Linked DNA regions of Homo sapiens: all the other regions are linked to region 2. A link is a contact called in ENCODE Hi-C data. All regions are on one chromosome and are shown on one strand. Each heading gives the region's core, a stretch centred on a gene start or an enhancer-like site at or near the end of the contact. The rest is flanking DNA. Distances are from core to core; before and after follow the strand shown.

What was found. A loop is a pair of places that touch in the nucleus more often than their neighbours do. Pooled maps may share reads with other maps.
Region 1: a map of naive thymus-derived CD4-positive, alpha-beta T cell shows a loop between it and region 2 (10-fold over the local background). The contact joins the promoter of CARD11 here to the promoter of CHST12 in region 2. A Hi-C loop is called at or near these places in 1 of 168 maps with a recorded cell type or tissue (naive thymus-derived CD4-positive, alpha-beta T cell), 2 of 37 single-sample maps with no recorded cell type and 5 of 50 pooled maps.
Region 3: a pooled map shows a loop between it and region 2 (8-fold over the local background). The contact joins the enhancer-like site here to the promoter of CHST12 in region 2. A Hi-C loop is called at or near these places in 6 of 37 single-sample maps with no recorded cell type and 8 of 50 pooled maps.

What each region holds. Positions count from the first base shown.
Region 1 is chr7:3,042,155-3,046,413 of GRCh38, reverse strand. CARD11 (caspase recruitment domain family member 11) reads left to right here and starts at 2,547. Exons shown (of 25, transcript NM_032415.7): 1 at 2,547-2,747. RefSeq lists an enhancer at 2,325-2,619 and a silencer at 2,485-2,834.
Region 2 is chr7:2,402,160-2,406,680 of GRCh38, reverse strand. It overlaps CHST12 (carbohydrate sulfotransferase 12), which reads right to left and starts at 3,070. Exons shown (of 2, transcript NM_018641.5): 1 at 3,008-3,070. RefSeq lists enhancers at 554-673, 3,494-3,593 and silencers at 2,774-2,943, 3,034-3,403.
Region 3 is chr7:2,976,084-2,980,374 of GRCh38, reverse strand. All of the region lies in intron 1 of CARD11 (caspase recruitment domain family member 11), which reads left to right. Among named protein-coding and RNA genes, the nearest start is that of CARD11-AS1, 34 kb to the right of the region's middle. RefSeq lists enhancers at 1-176, 92-181, 177-908 and a silencer at 1,642-1,731. Within about 2 kb of position 1,839, at least 6 of the 41 ENCODE cell types and tissues checked have a DNase peak (open chromatin) inside an H3K27ac peak, as active enhancers do.

The DNA of each region.
Region 1 (4,259 bases), core at 1,298-3,797, 640 kb before region 2:
TTAGCCAGGCGTGGTGGCGTGCACTTGTAGTCCCAGCTTCTCGAGAGGCCAAGGCGGGAGGATGGCTTGAGCCAAGGAGGTCAAAGCCGCAGTGAGCCTTGATCAAGCCACTGTACTCCAACCTGGGCAGCAGAGCGAGACCCTGTTTCAAAAATAATAAAATGAAATAAAATAAAATGCTTGCCGGGCGCATGGGCTCACACTTGTAATCCCAGCACTTTGGGAGGCCGAGGTGGGCGGATCATGAGGTCAGGAGTTAGAGACCAGCCTGACCAACATGGTAAAACCCCATCTCTACTAAAAATACAAAAATTAACCAGGTGTGGTGGTGCGTGCCTGTAATCCCAGCTACTCAGGAGGCTGAGGCAGGACGATCACTTGAACCCGGGAGGTGGAGGTTGCAGTGAGCCGAGATCGTGCCACTGCACTCCAGCCTGGGCAACAGAGTGAGACTCCATCCCAAATAAATAAATAAATAAATAAAATGCCACTGCCTGATTTAGAGGTTTCATGGAGTACAAGCAGCTTCCCCAGTCCCAGGTAGGCAGTGAGATGTATCCTTAGGGACCAAGGCCTAGAAGGCTGTGGGTCTTGGTGTTAGAAGGCTGTGGGTCTTGGTGTTCATTTTAGAAACTTTCTTTACGGCCCTTGCTTGCATTTCTGAACACGCTTTACAGGAAGCAAACTCGTGTCTTCCTTCATCCCTAGCACATGTGCATCAGTGCAAACAGACTCCTCACTGGTATTTCAGATTCTTCCGTGCTTGGACCAATGTCCCATTTTTTATTTATTGTCTTGCTGAAAATTTAATTTATTGAAGGCCTTTCCTTCTAGCAGCTCGAGGAACTTTTCTCAGAACACTTAAAACATGAAACAGAAGCCTACATTCTCTAGCCATAATGAGGGGATCAAAAGAGAGGGAGATAGATGAGAGGAGAATGGTAAACTGAGGCAGAGTAGAATGAGAGGTGCAGAGGCTGGGGCAACGGGGGGGCGGGCGGTGCAGGAGGCAGTGCAATTGCAGCAAGAGAATAGAAACTAAGGTTTTCTGGGTAGGCATGGCTCATCCAGATTTTTATTTCAATAGCTTTAGGGGTACTTGCGGTTTTGGGTTACGTGGATGAAGCGTATAGTGGTGAAGTCTGGGCTTTTAGTGCATCAGTCACTGGAATAGTGCACATTGTACAGTATACATTGTACCCAATAGGTGATTTTTCATCCCCTACCCCCTCCCATTCTTCCCCCTTCTGAGTCTCCAACGTCCATGATCCCACTCTGCCTGCCTTTGCCTACCCATAGCTTAGCTCTCGCTTTTAAATAAGAACATGTAGTATTTGGTTTTCCACTCCTGAGTTACTTCACTTAGGATAATGGCCTCCAGTTCCATCCAAGTTGCTGCAAAATACTTTATTTCGTTCTTTTTTATGGCTGAGTAGTATTGCATGGCGTGTGTGTGTGTATCACATTTTCTTTCATCCAGATTTTTGAGTCTGCAATCCATGTAAACCCTTGGGACCATCCCACCCATGACGATGGCCATTTGGGGTAAATTATTAAAATGATGACATCCAGCTGGGCGCAGAGGCTCATGCCTGTAATCCCAGCACTTTGGGAGGCTGAGGTGGGCATATCACTTGAGGTCAGGAGTTCGAGGCCAGCCTGGCCATCATGTTGAAACCCCATTTCTACTAAAAATACAAAAATTAGCCAAGTTTGGTGGTGCACGCCTGTGGTCCCAGCTACTCGGGAGGCTGAGGTGGGAGAATCGCTTGAACCCAGGAGGTGGAGCTTGCAGTGAGCTGAGATTGTGCCACTGCACTCCAGCCTGGGTGACAGAGCGAGACTCCATCTCAAAAAATAAAAATAAAGTAAAATGATGACATCCAAATCACAGTTTCTCTTACAAGTATACTTCACCGGAACATCGAGGGCACAAGCTGATGGTGGGTGTCTTGGACCCCAAAGCTGTCGGGGTGAGGAAGGCCTTTGAAGGGGTGCTGACCACCCGGCATGCCCAGGAAGCTTCCAGAACAGGGGCTGAGGGAGGAAAGAGGCTTGGGGTGTAGGAGGCTGCAGGATTTGATGTGGGGCACCCCGTTCCCCTCCCATTGCAGTGACAGGCTCTGGAATTTCTTCAGAAATTCAGCTAGATCTCGGGAGCCAGTGCCCTGGAGAACCTAGAAGGGAGAGAGCCCCTCCCAAGGCCCCACCTGGACTCTGCCGGGGGTCACGGCTGGGTGGGGACTGATGCCCAGACTGGTCCAGCCTCACCCCGACTGATGCAGGTGGGCTGGGCCCTGAGACTCGCCTTGGTCTCCCCATCTCCGGCTCCCTGATCTGTCCCCAAGCACCCCCACCCCCGGCCCTGTCCCCACTCCCACCCCCACCTCCTTGCCGCCCTCCTCCCGAAGCACCGACTCCGCCCCCTCCCTCTCTTCCTTATCTTTTTCTAACCTTTCGCATTTTTTAGTCTCATTTCCTGTCGGGTTTTGCATTTCCCTCCCCCGCCCCTCCCAGCCTATGACATACTTTCTCTCCTTTTTTCTCTCCTGCCTCCTCTGGCCTTCGGACTCCTGCCCGCGCCGCCCGCAGCCCCCTCCCGGCCCTGCAGCCCCTGGGCGGGCGGCGCCCCTCGGAGGACGGCTCCGGGCCCGGGGGGACGGAGGGCCTGGTCGCCTGGAGGAAGCCGGAGGCCTGCGTGGAGGAGGCGCCCCGCGCAGCTGGCTGGCGGAGCATGAGCGCCCCAGGTAGGCGCAGCGGGGATGGGGGAGCTGGCGGAGGGGGAGCACGAGGCGGGGAGTTGGGGGAAGAGAAGAGGGCACGGGGAGGAGATGGGGGGCATCAGTGAGATGACACGGTGGCGGGGGGGGCGTCGGGGGATGGGAGTGGCTCCCGCTGGTCCCGCGATGCTGGGGGTATCCTTCCCTCTCCATCTCTGTCCCCCTGCCCCCCTTCTCTCTCTCACTCTCCTCTCCCCTTTTTCCCTTCCAACCCTTTTTCTCCCTCACTTTCCACCTCGTGTGCCTCTCCTCCGTGTCTCTTTGAGCGTCTCTGAGTATCACCGCCCAGCAAAGCCCCCACCTCCTCCTACTGGACAGGAAAAAATCGGGGGTCAGGAGGCTGCAGCCCCTTGGTGCACCTGCCCCAGAGGGAGGAAGAGAAACTTTTCTGACACCTGAAAGGCCCGGAAGTTTGCAGACCACAGCCCAGCCTGACTCAGAGGCTCCTGGGAAGGTGGGGCCTGGCTCAGGGAGGAAGGGCAGCCGCACCAAAAGTGGGTGTGGAGCTGGGAGATGGGAGAGGACAGCCCCCCGCGGGGACTGTACTAGAAAGGGGGTGGCGGGGGCACAGGAGAGGGCCCAGGTTCCCGACTGAAACCCGGAGCAGGTCCTAGCGGCCTCAGGCCTGAAAGCCACCTCCCCCAGGAGGCCCCTCCAGGCCCGATGGGGCCACCAGGCCTTCTGCTGAGCCCCCTCTGCAGATAGGGGCAGAGAGGGTGTTTCTGTCCCTCGGGGGCTCTGAGCACCGCTGGAGGCTGTCACGGGGACCCAGGTTCATGGACAGTGGTCTCAGCTGTGAGCTTCGGGGCTGCCCACACAAACTTGGTCTTGGACCAAACTGACCTCTCTCTGCCTGGCCTGCTCTCAAAGCCTTTGATTTGTAGTTCAAAACATTTTCTCCTAATATTTATGACTCGTCTTGAAGGTATAAGGTTACCAACCTACCAGAAAGGGGAGAAAAATAGTCGATCGTTCATTCCACATTTATTGAGCGCTCAGCCTGTGCATAATGCGTGCCGGAAATCCCGGGAGCCGGGAATTGATATGAGGACAGGAATTTCTCCGTAAGTGTCCACTTCTGCGCTTTCGCGGAAACTCCGGTTCTCTCCCCAGCAAGGCATCTGTAAAGAGATGACACCCCTGCCTCAGGCCAGGGCTGCCCTGAGGAGCGCAACAGTGACCAGGACTCAGCGTAATTCAAGGCCAGGGAATGCTTGGACCCGTGTGGATGTTACTTGCCTGGGTATCAGATAGGCAGGCCGTGGCTCCACTGGCCCCAGCAGTCTTCTGTTAATGCATGAATGGTCCTTGATGTGATTTTTTTAAAAATCGTGGTGAAATACATGTGACATAAAATGAGCTCGCTGAACCACTTTGAAGCGCAGAGTTGAGTGCTGTTAAGCCCGTCCATGTTATCTTGCGGCCATCACCACCATCCAGCTCTTCCCAAACTGAAACTGTGTCCCCCGTTAAACAGCA
Region 2 (4,521 bases), core at 1,821-4,320:
TTTTAGGTCTTTTCTCTTGGGCTACTCAGATTCCCCAAAGACACATCCATCCTCCTGTCTACAGGGAAAAGCCCCAGCTGGTCATGTTCTGGGAGCCAAAGGGTCCCTGTTCGCTTCCTCCTCCTGTGCCCTGTTCAGCACTGCGCCCCCACCCCATACTCAACCGCGCCCCCACCCCGTACTCAACTGTGCCCCCACCCCGTACTCAACTGTGCCCCCACCCCGTACTCAACTGTGCCCCCACCCCATACTCAACTGTTCCCCCACCCCGTACTCAACTGTGCCCCCACCCCATACTCAACTGTGCCCCCACCCCGTACTCAACTGTACCTGTCTCCCATTCTTCTCTGAAATATCTTTAAAGTTTCTAAACAGTTACAGAAACCACCACCTTAACAGCAGGAAGTAATAAGTTGGAGAGTCAATTATCTCCAGGCACATCTGTGGGCCAGGGCTGGAGAACCACAGTCCCGCCTGCAGCCACAGACCCACTAAGCAAGTGTGAAACTAACAGCTACTCTCCGAAAAGAAAGACAACTTAAGAATCGAAACTCAAGATGTACGGTTTTTTTAAATGACAAACAAGCCGCATGTGTTTCAGTATCATCAATAACCCGTCTTTTCCCACTGATGGCTCCTTCAGCCCCTGACCCACACTAGAAGAGAATCACCTGCCAGCCTCAATGACTGTGCGTAGTCAAGGAACTGCACGCCCAAGGTCAGCCAACCAACGGGCCTCTCTTCAGCTCTGGATCCCTTCCCACTGGGGTTCCTGGGGATTCCCTCCTTGTACAGGCTGTCTCTTCTCCACCAGGTCACATCTCCTCCAGGATGGCCACCAATACCGCCAACTCTGCAGGTCTAAAACCCACGTGTGTTTGTGTGGCCCTTCCTCTCCCACCTGGCCGCAGCGCTCCTCATCGCAGGTGAGAAGTCCCGGCTGCCCTCGCTGTTACAGGTCGCCACATCTCACAAAGCGCCACCGCCCAGTGGATTTGGCAACATCTTTCAGCTCCATGCCCGCCCCCACTCTCTCACTGCCCCAGACCCACGCCCCACAAGGCTACTCAACTCAGCTCCACTGCCCAGAGGCAAAACCCACCTCCCATATTCTCACCACGACCACTTTTCTGAAACACATCTAATCGCGTCGCACCCAAACCACCACCAAAGGGATAAAAGTTTAAACTCCCTCACACAGCATTCAGGCCCCTGCACAATCAGAAACCCATCTTTCCAGTCTTTTTTTTACTCTGTTGCCCAGGCTGGAGTGCAGAGGCCCAGTGTCGGCTCACTGCAACTTCCGCCTCCAGGTTCAAGCTATTCTCTTGACTCATCCTCCTAAGTAGCTGGGACTTCAGGTGTGCACCACCACGCCCAGCTAAATTTTGTATTTTTAGTAGAGATGGGGTTTCACCATGTTGGCCAGGCTGGTCTCGGACTCCTGACCTCAGGTGATCCGCCCGCCTCTGCCTCCCAAAGTGCTGGGATTACAGTCACGAGCCACCTCGCCCGGCCTTCCAGTCTTAGCTTCCAACCCAATCCTCAAACCCCACTTCATCAAGAACACGGCGACCCACCATCTCCCCCAAACATCACTTTCACTTCCACATCTCTGCATGCCCTTTGCCTCCAAACGCCCCAATTCATAGGTCCTCTCCACTGTGGAAAATGTCGGAAAATGTCGCCACATTCTGTTAACGCCTGCACCACAGTCTCAACTCCACACAGTTGTAGCCAGGCTGGCCGTGAGCTCCCAGGGCAAGGCCCACGCTATTACCGGCATCTACCCCAGCTTAGCATCTTGCACTCGATTGGAGGTTTGATAATAAAGCTGGAGTCAGCTGAGTGACAGCAGACAGTTACTGCTGGCCCCAAAGCGTCAGCCCAAAGTCCCATAAACTCCTTTGCAGGGAAATCAAACATCTATGCCATTCCAGGCAGGTGCTCTTTCAGATCTCAAGCGTTGCACCTTCGTGTAGCAATCTCCTCATTACCCCTGTTTTCTCTCCATCCTCACTCAGACACCAGCCCTGACTCCCAACACCAGATGCTCACGGTGAGGGGCTAACCCGGGTCCCCGCGTGGGGGTAAGTGGGGGACCCGCTGAGCTGTCCCCAACCACCCACAGCCGGGAACAGCACCGTAGGGCCTGGTGTCCTGGAAGATGTACTGCGTCCAGCACCGCGCCTGCAACTCACATTCCTATTCACCCCGGGGCTTCCGAGTCCCCACAGCCCCGCTTATGAACTAAATAATTTAATAATGCTGGAAACACTATGGCTTGTTGTGCTGCCTGCCAGACGGAGCCTCTGCCCGAGCCAAGGCTTTGCCGGCGGTGTCTCGGTGGCCGGGAGCCCGCAGAGGAGGTCTAAGTCCCACTGTTCCCGGACTAAATGCACGGTTTCCTCTCCCAGAGGGGCAGGGCTGCGGCTTCTGGAGTGAGAGGTCATTTAAGGGATACCCTGAGCGACCTGCCGGTGCTGCTGGCGTCTGCAGGCTCCAGGGCTGCGGTCGGCGGGGCCGGGGAGCCCCGTTCAGGTGACAGCAGGCACACGGGGGCCCTCGGGAGCTGGGGATCCTGGAACTCCAAGCCCGGGAATTGGTCCTACCCCTGCCGGGCGGCAGAGGCTGATGCCGGGCAGGGGGACTCCTGGGGGCCGGCGGGGCCGCTGCAGCCTCTGCTGTCGCTGAATCAGAACCACAGATTTCTCGTCCAGACCCCGAGGAGCCGCAGAACGCGCTGATCAGGGCCCCAGGGCTGGGTCCCCCTGGCCGAGGACGACGAGCGGGGCTCAGAGAGGGCGCGCGCAGGGCCAAGGTCACACTGCGCGCCGGCGCGGGAACTCGAACCCAGGCCCAAGCCGCGCCCGCCAGGCCAGGTTAAGGAGAGCCGACCCGCGCCCCTCAGCGCGGCCCGGGACCCCCGCCCGGGCCCTGGGAGCCCAGCACTGGCCGAGAGAGAGGGAGACCGCGCCCCGAGCCCGCCGCCCGCCGCGCCCCTCACCTCGCGACCCTCACCTCGCGCCCCTCACCTCGCGCCCGCAGCCGCCGCCGCCGCCCCGCGACTAGCGGACCCCCCAGAGGCAGCCCTCGCCGGCCCCGCCCCCGGCGCAGGAGCCCCTCCTACCGGTCGTCTTCTCGCGAGACGTCGCGGCCGCCGGAGGGGCCACGGAGGCCGAGGGGCGCCCGCCCTCAGCGCGCCTGCGCCCGGCCAGCCCGCCCGCCCCCGCCCTCGCGAGCCAGTGCCATGTGGCGCCGTATTTACGGCCAGAGATCGACTCCGCCCACCGGCCGCCACGAGCCACGCCCCTTTCTCAGCAGCCAATCCGCGGCGTTGACTCCGCCCCGGCGGACCGGGCGCGCGGCGGCTCGGGGACGCGCAGCTGTCTCGCCGTTCGACCCGGGAGCTCCACGTTGCAGCCAAACACGATCCCGTTAACCAACCTTTATGCAGTGCCTGTTGTCTATCCGACCCTTTCTCGAGCATCGGCTCATTGGCAAAGGATCGTGATGCTCACCGGCTGGGGCTTGAGACTCGCTGTGTGACCTTGGGCAAGTGACTTAACCTCTCTGAGGTTGTCGCCAATCCGTAAAATATAATAGGTTAGTGACCCTACCTTTCAGGGAGTATGTGAGACAAACGAGATGACACGGGTAAAGAGCTTAGCAAGATGCCTAATGCATAGTGAGCATGCAGTAATTGTTCTTGGCATCAATGTAGTTTTGTGTGTTTGTTTGTTTATTTTTTTAGAGACAGGATCTCACCGTGTCGTCCAGGATGGGGTGCAGCGGTGCAGTCACAGCTCACTGCAGCCTCGACCTCCTGGGTTCAAGCCATCCTCCCACCTCAGCCTCCCAAGTAGATGGAACTACAGACAGGTGCCACCACACCCGGCTAATTTTTAATTTTTAATAGAAACGGGGGTCTCACTATGTTGCCCAGGGTGGTCTTGAACCCCTAGACTCAAGCAATCCTCCTGCCTCAGCCTCCCAGAGCTCTGGGATTACAGGCGTGAGCCACCGCGCCAGGCCCAGTCATTTTTTTTTTAAATTATGGTAAAATATATAGAACATAAAATTTACCATCTTAACCTTTGTTGTTGTTGTTGTTGTTGTTGTTGTCGTTGTTGTTGTTGTTGAGACAGAGTCTCGCTCTGTCGCCCAGGCTGGAATACAGTGGCCCGATCTCGGCTCACTGCAAGCTCCGCCTCCCGGGTTCACGCCATTCTCCTGCCTCAGCCTCCCGGGTAGCTGGGACTTACAGGCGCCCGCCACCACGCCCGGCTAATTTTTTGTATTTTTAGTAGAGACGGGGTTTCACCGTGTTAGCCAGGATGGTCTCGAACTCCTGACCTCGTGATCCGCCCGCCTCGGCCTCCCAAAGTGCTGGGATTACAGGCGTGAGCCGCCGCGCCCGGCCCATCTTAACCATTTTTAAGCACTCCCTGCAGTGGCATTAAGCACTTTCACATCCCCACCATCCACCCCAAGAACTTTTTCAATCCGTGATATTTTTAG
Region 3 (4,291 bases), core at 590-3,089, 570 kb before region 2:
GGCTTCATGCACACCTCTTTGCATCTCCTAATTTCCTAAACCAGATGTGGAGTCTCAGCAGCAGGTGCTGGGGCGACTGTCTCATGCCGTGGCTTGGATTGCACAGAGCTCCATGGATCCAGCCCGTAGACGCTCTCCATACATGCCCGGTGACCCACACAGGCCAGGATGCTCCCGTTGTCATGTGGCACTGGGTCTTATTTTCTTCTGACTGGGACAGTGCCAGGGGCCGGGGAGTGGGGCTCAGTGCGCAGAGTGTGTCTCAAGGCCTGAGTTGCCCGTGGCCCCCAGCTGGGTGGAGAGGAAGTGTGTACAGGGTCTGTTTCCAAAACGTGGGGCCTTGCAGCCTGGCCCTCCCCAGGTCTGGGAAGGGTTCGTGTTCCCCACCCCTCAACCCCGCAAGCACCTTCCAGACGGTTCCTCTGGGATCTCTTGAGATTGCAAATGCTAAGAAATGAGGCTGTGGCTCGCTGGTGTCCACCGGGGCACCAAAGGCCCAGCCCCTGCCCACAAACACCGGAGGACAAACCAGGCGACTGTGGGACAAGGAGCTTCCCAAAGAGACAGTAGGACTGGGGACCCCAAAGGGGAAGTTCCCCTCCCCCCGGGATCCCTGAAAGGGATCCGAGTAGATTCCTCAATTCCTGGTGAAACACTCGGGAATTTCTTAAGTCCTGCGGGCTTGAAGACCCTCGGCAGCCCCTTGGTAACTTTTGCTTGCAAGAGACTACAGCCTTTTTGGGGCTTCGCTGACTTAAGTGGTTTGAAAGCATCAGCTGGTCCTCAGAGACCTCCTTTAAAATGCAAAACAGAATAATAGGCTCTTAGTGTCTCTAGTTCACATACCGCGTAACGTCCGTCTGACAGCCCTGAGTGCAGAGATTTCGGGGTGACCCCCAGCCGTCACTGCCCGGCAGGTGGAGCCCCACCTGCAATATGCTCCTGTCACCTTAAATCCTGGCTTCCTAAGTGGGCTCCTTCATAGCTCCCTGCACACAGGGAAGAAGAGACAGATGATCAGAGAGCAGCCAGTTACCCCCTCTTCGATGCTAAGGAAACGCATTCTTAACAACCTCATGTCCATACTGATCGACCGTTTCTGGGTGCAGTTTTCACAGGTGCCTTATTTCATTATTGGTGATTGTATCATTTGGCACAAACGTAAGAAAGACTTCCCTGTTTGCATCTCATTTGTCGTCTTGCAGTTACACGGCGGGAGGGTACAGATGATCTCTGAGCCTGCAGAATCCCAGGGTCTTCTCACTGTTGCTGGGGAGCGTATTTCCGTCACCACTGTGGTGGGGGAGGCAGAAACCACTGGAAAAACGTGGCCTCATGTTTGCTGGTCTTGGATTGTAGTAGATAAAGTGCAAAGAAATGGCCACCCCAGGCTCCAAGCCCGACAAATTTATCTAAAGACGTTTTTACACAATAGAGGCATTAACAGAGAGGGTGGGGGCACACCACGAGAGTCTGCCCCCTTAGAAGAAGAAAAATCGGTGCATTTCGAGATGTGTTTGGCTCCTCTTACCTTGCACGGATAGGCGGAAAGTGTGAGTCTGAGTATTTGTAAGTTTCAAGATCACTGATGGGCTGGAAACAGGTGAGCCGGCCTCCGGGAAATTACCCAAGTTCTTCAGCAAGTTGCCTGCAGTCCTGGGAGCTCTCAGGAGAAGGGGCGTGACCAGAGCTGGTTGCAGCACCCCCACCCCCTGGCCGGACCGCCCTCTCGCTTTCTCAGCCTGCACCCGGTGCCCGCGCCACCCCCACCGTCTCCTCCCTCCGAGTTGCCGTTCTTCATTTCTCTTTCCTTTTCTCAGCTCTGCACCTGTGGGTACAACGTAAAACCCTGAGTTCTTGTTCCCTTTTCTGTCACAAGGCCTCTGTCCCGCCGTCCCCTCTTCTCCCACTCACCTCACCCTCTTTCTCCACCTCTGCTTCTATCTTGTCCTTTCCTTGACCCTGCCTCCTGTAAGTGCAGATCACAATGTCAGGAGATGGAGACCATCCTGGCCAACACGGTGAAACCCCGTCTCTACTAAAAATACAAAAATTAGGGCACGGTGGCGGGTGCCTGTAATCTCAGCTACTCAGGAGGCTGAGGCAGCAGAATCGCTTGAGCCCAGGAGGCAGAGGTTTTAGTGAGCCAAGATCGCGCCACTGCACTCCAGCCTGGCGACAGAGTGAGACTCTGTCTCAGAAAAAAAAAAAAAAGGCCAGGCACGGTGGCTTACGCCTGTAATCCCACCACTTTGGGAGGCCGAGGCAGGTGGATCGCGAGATCAGGAGATTGAGACCATCCTGGCTAACACGGTGAAACTCCGTCTCTACTAAAAATACAAAAAAATTAGCCAGGCATGGTGGTGCACGCCTGTAATCCCAGCTACTTGGGAGGCTGAGGCGAGAGAATCGCTTGAACCCGGGAGGCAGAGGTTGCAGTGAGCCAAGATCACGCCATTGCACTCCAGCCTGGCAACAGAGTGAGATCCATCTCAAAAAAAAAAAAGGCATTCCTGCAATTCCCACGTGGACTGTTGCCTCCCATGACAAGCACACGGCCTCCCTACAGCGCTCAAGTCCCAGCTTCCCCACAACCTGTCTCATCCCTTGGTGTCCCCTCCCCAAGACTGGGAAGTCTCAGGTCTTCACCAGAGATGATCAGAGCTTCCTGCCCAGGCTGTCTGGGGCTTGGAGTCACTGAGGGTTTGGGGCCTAGCCCCTGCTCACCTCGGCTCAAAAAATTGTAGCTGTTTTTATTTTAGTTTAGTTTATTTTTGAGACAGGGTCTTCCTCTGTCACCCAGGCTAGAGTGCAATGGTGTGATCATAGCTCACTGCAGCCTCAAACTCCTGGGTCAAGCAATCCTCCTGCCTCAGTCTCCTGAGTAGCTGAGACTACAGACATACCCCACCACGCCTGCCTAATCTTTTTATTTTTTTGCCCAGATGGGGTCTTGCTATGTTGCCCAGACTGGTCTCAGACTCCTGGGCTCAAGTAATCCTCCTGCCTCAGCCTCCCAAAGTGCTGGGACTACAGGTGTGAGCCACTGCACCCAGCCTGTTGCTATTTATTTATTGAGGTAAGATTCATATAACATAAAAGTCACCATTTTAAAATCAATAACCTGGTGGCGTCTAGTACATTCATAGTGCTATGTAACAACCACCTCTATCCAGCCCCAGGACAGTTTCATCACCCCAAAAGGAAACCTCATCCCCATTAATACCCACCCCCTCCTCCATCCCTGCCTCCCCCCAGTCCCTGGTACCCACGAACCTGCCTTCTGAATCTATGGATTTGCCTATTCTGGGCGTTTCATCTAAATGGCATCTTATGATGTGTGGCCTTTTGTGTCTGGCTTCTTTCACTGAGCTTAGTGTCTGCAAGGCTCATCTGTGCCACAGCAAGCAGCAATGCTTCTTCGTGCCTTTGTATGGATGAATAATATTCCATTCTATGGATAAGATGTCTTTTTTTTTTTTTTTTTTTTTTTGACAGTTTTACTCTGTCGCCCAGACTGGAGTGCAGTAGTGCAATCTCAGCTCACTACAACCTCCGCCTCCCGGATTCAAGTGATTTTCCTGCCTCAGCCTCCCAAGTAACTGGGATTACAGGGGCCTGCCACCACGCCCGGCTGATTTTTGTGATTGTTTGTTTGTTTGTTTGTTTGAGACGGAGCTTTGCTCTTGTCGCCCAGGCTGGAGTGCAGTGGCGCCATCTCGGCTCACTGCAACCTCTGCCTCCCGGGTTCAAGCAATTCTCCTGCCTCGGCCTCCAGAGTAACTGGGATTACAGACACATGCCACCACGACCGGCTAATTTTTGTATTTTTAATAGAGACGGGGTTTCACCGTGTTGGCCAGGCTGGTCTCAAACTCCTGACCTTAAGTGATAGGCCCACCTCCACCTCCCAAAGTTCTGGGATTACAGGCGTGAGCCACCGTGCCTGGCCTGATGTCTTTATTTTAAATGTCGCTGGAGTGAAGGGTTCAGGGCTTCAGGGACTGTGAAGGGAGCGGGGCAGAGAGAAAAGGGCCAGCACCTTGCTCAGCACCAAATGCAGCAAACAAAGCAGACTCCAAGTATCTCAGCCCCTCTCCCTCGTCATCCCATGGAGGAGCTCTGACTTATTGGTGAAGGTGGAGCTCCAAGCCAGCCCTTCCAGGAGGCCGGTTAGAGGAACAGAGCAGTTTCAACCAGCCTTCCCGAGCTGCAGCTTGGCTCTGCTCCTGAGTGTATTATAACAATTAATTACAGCCAGTCCTGGGTTATCTGGAGTAATAGGGGACCC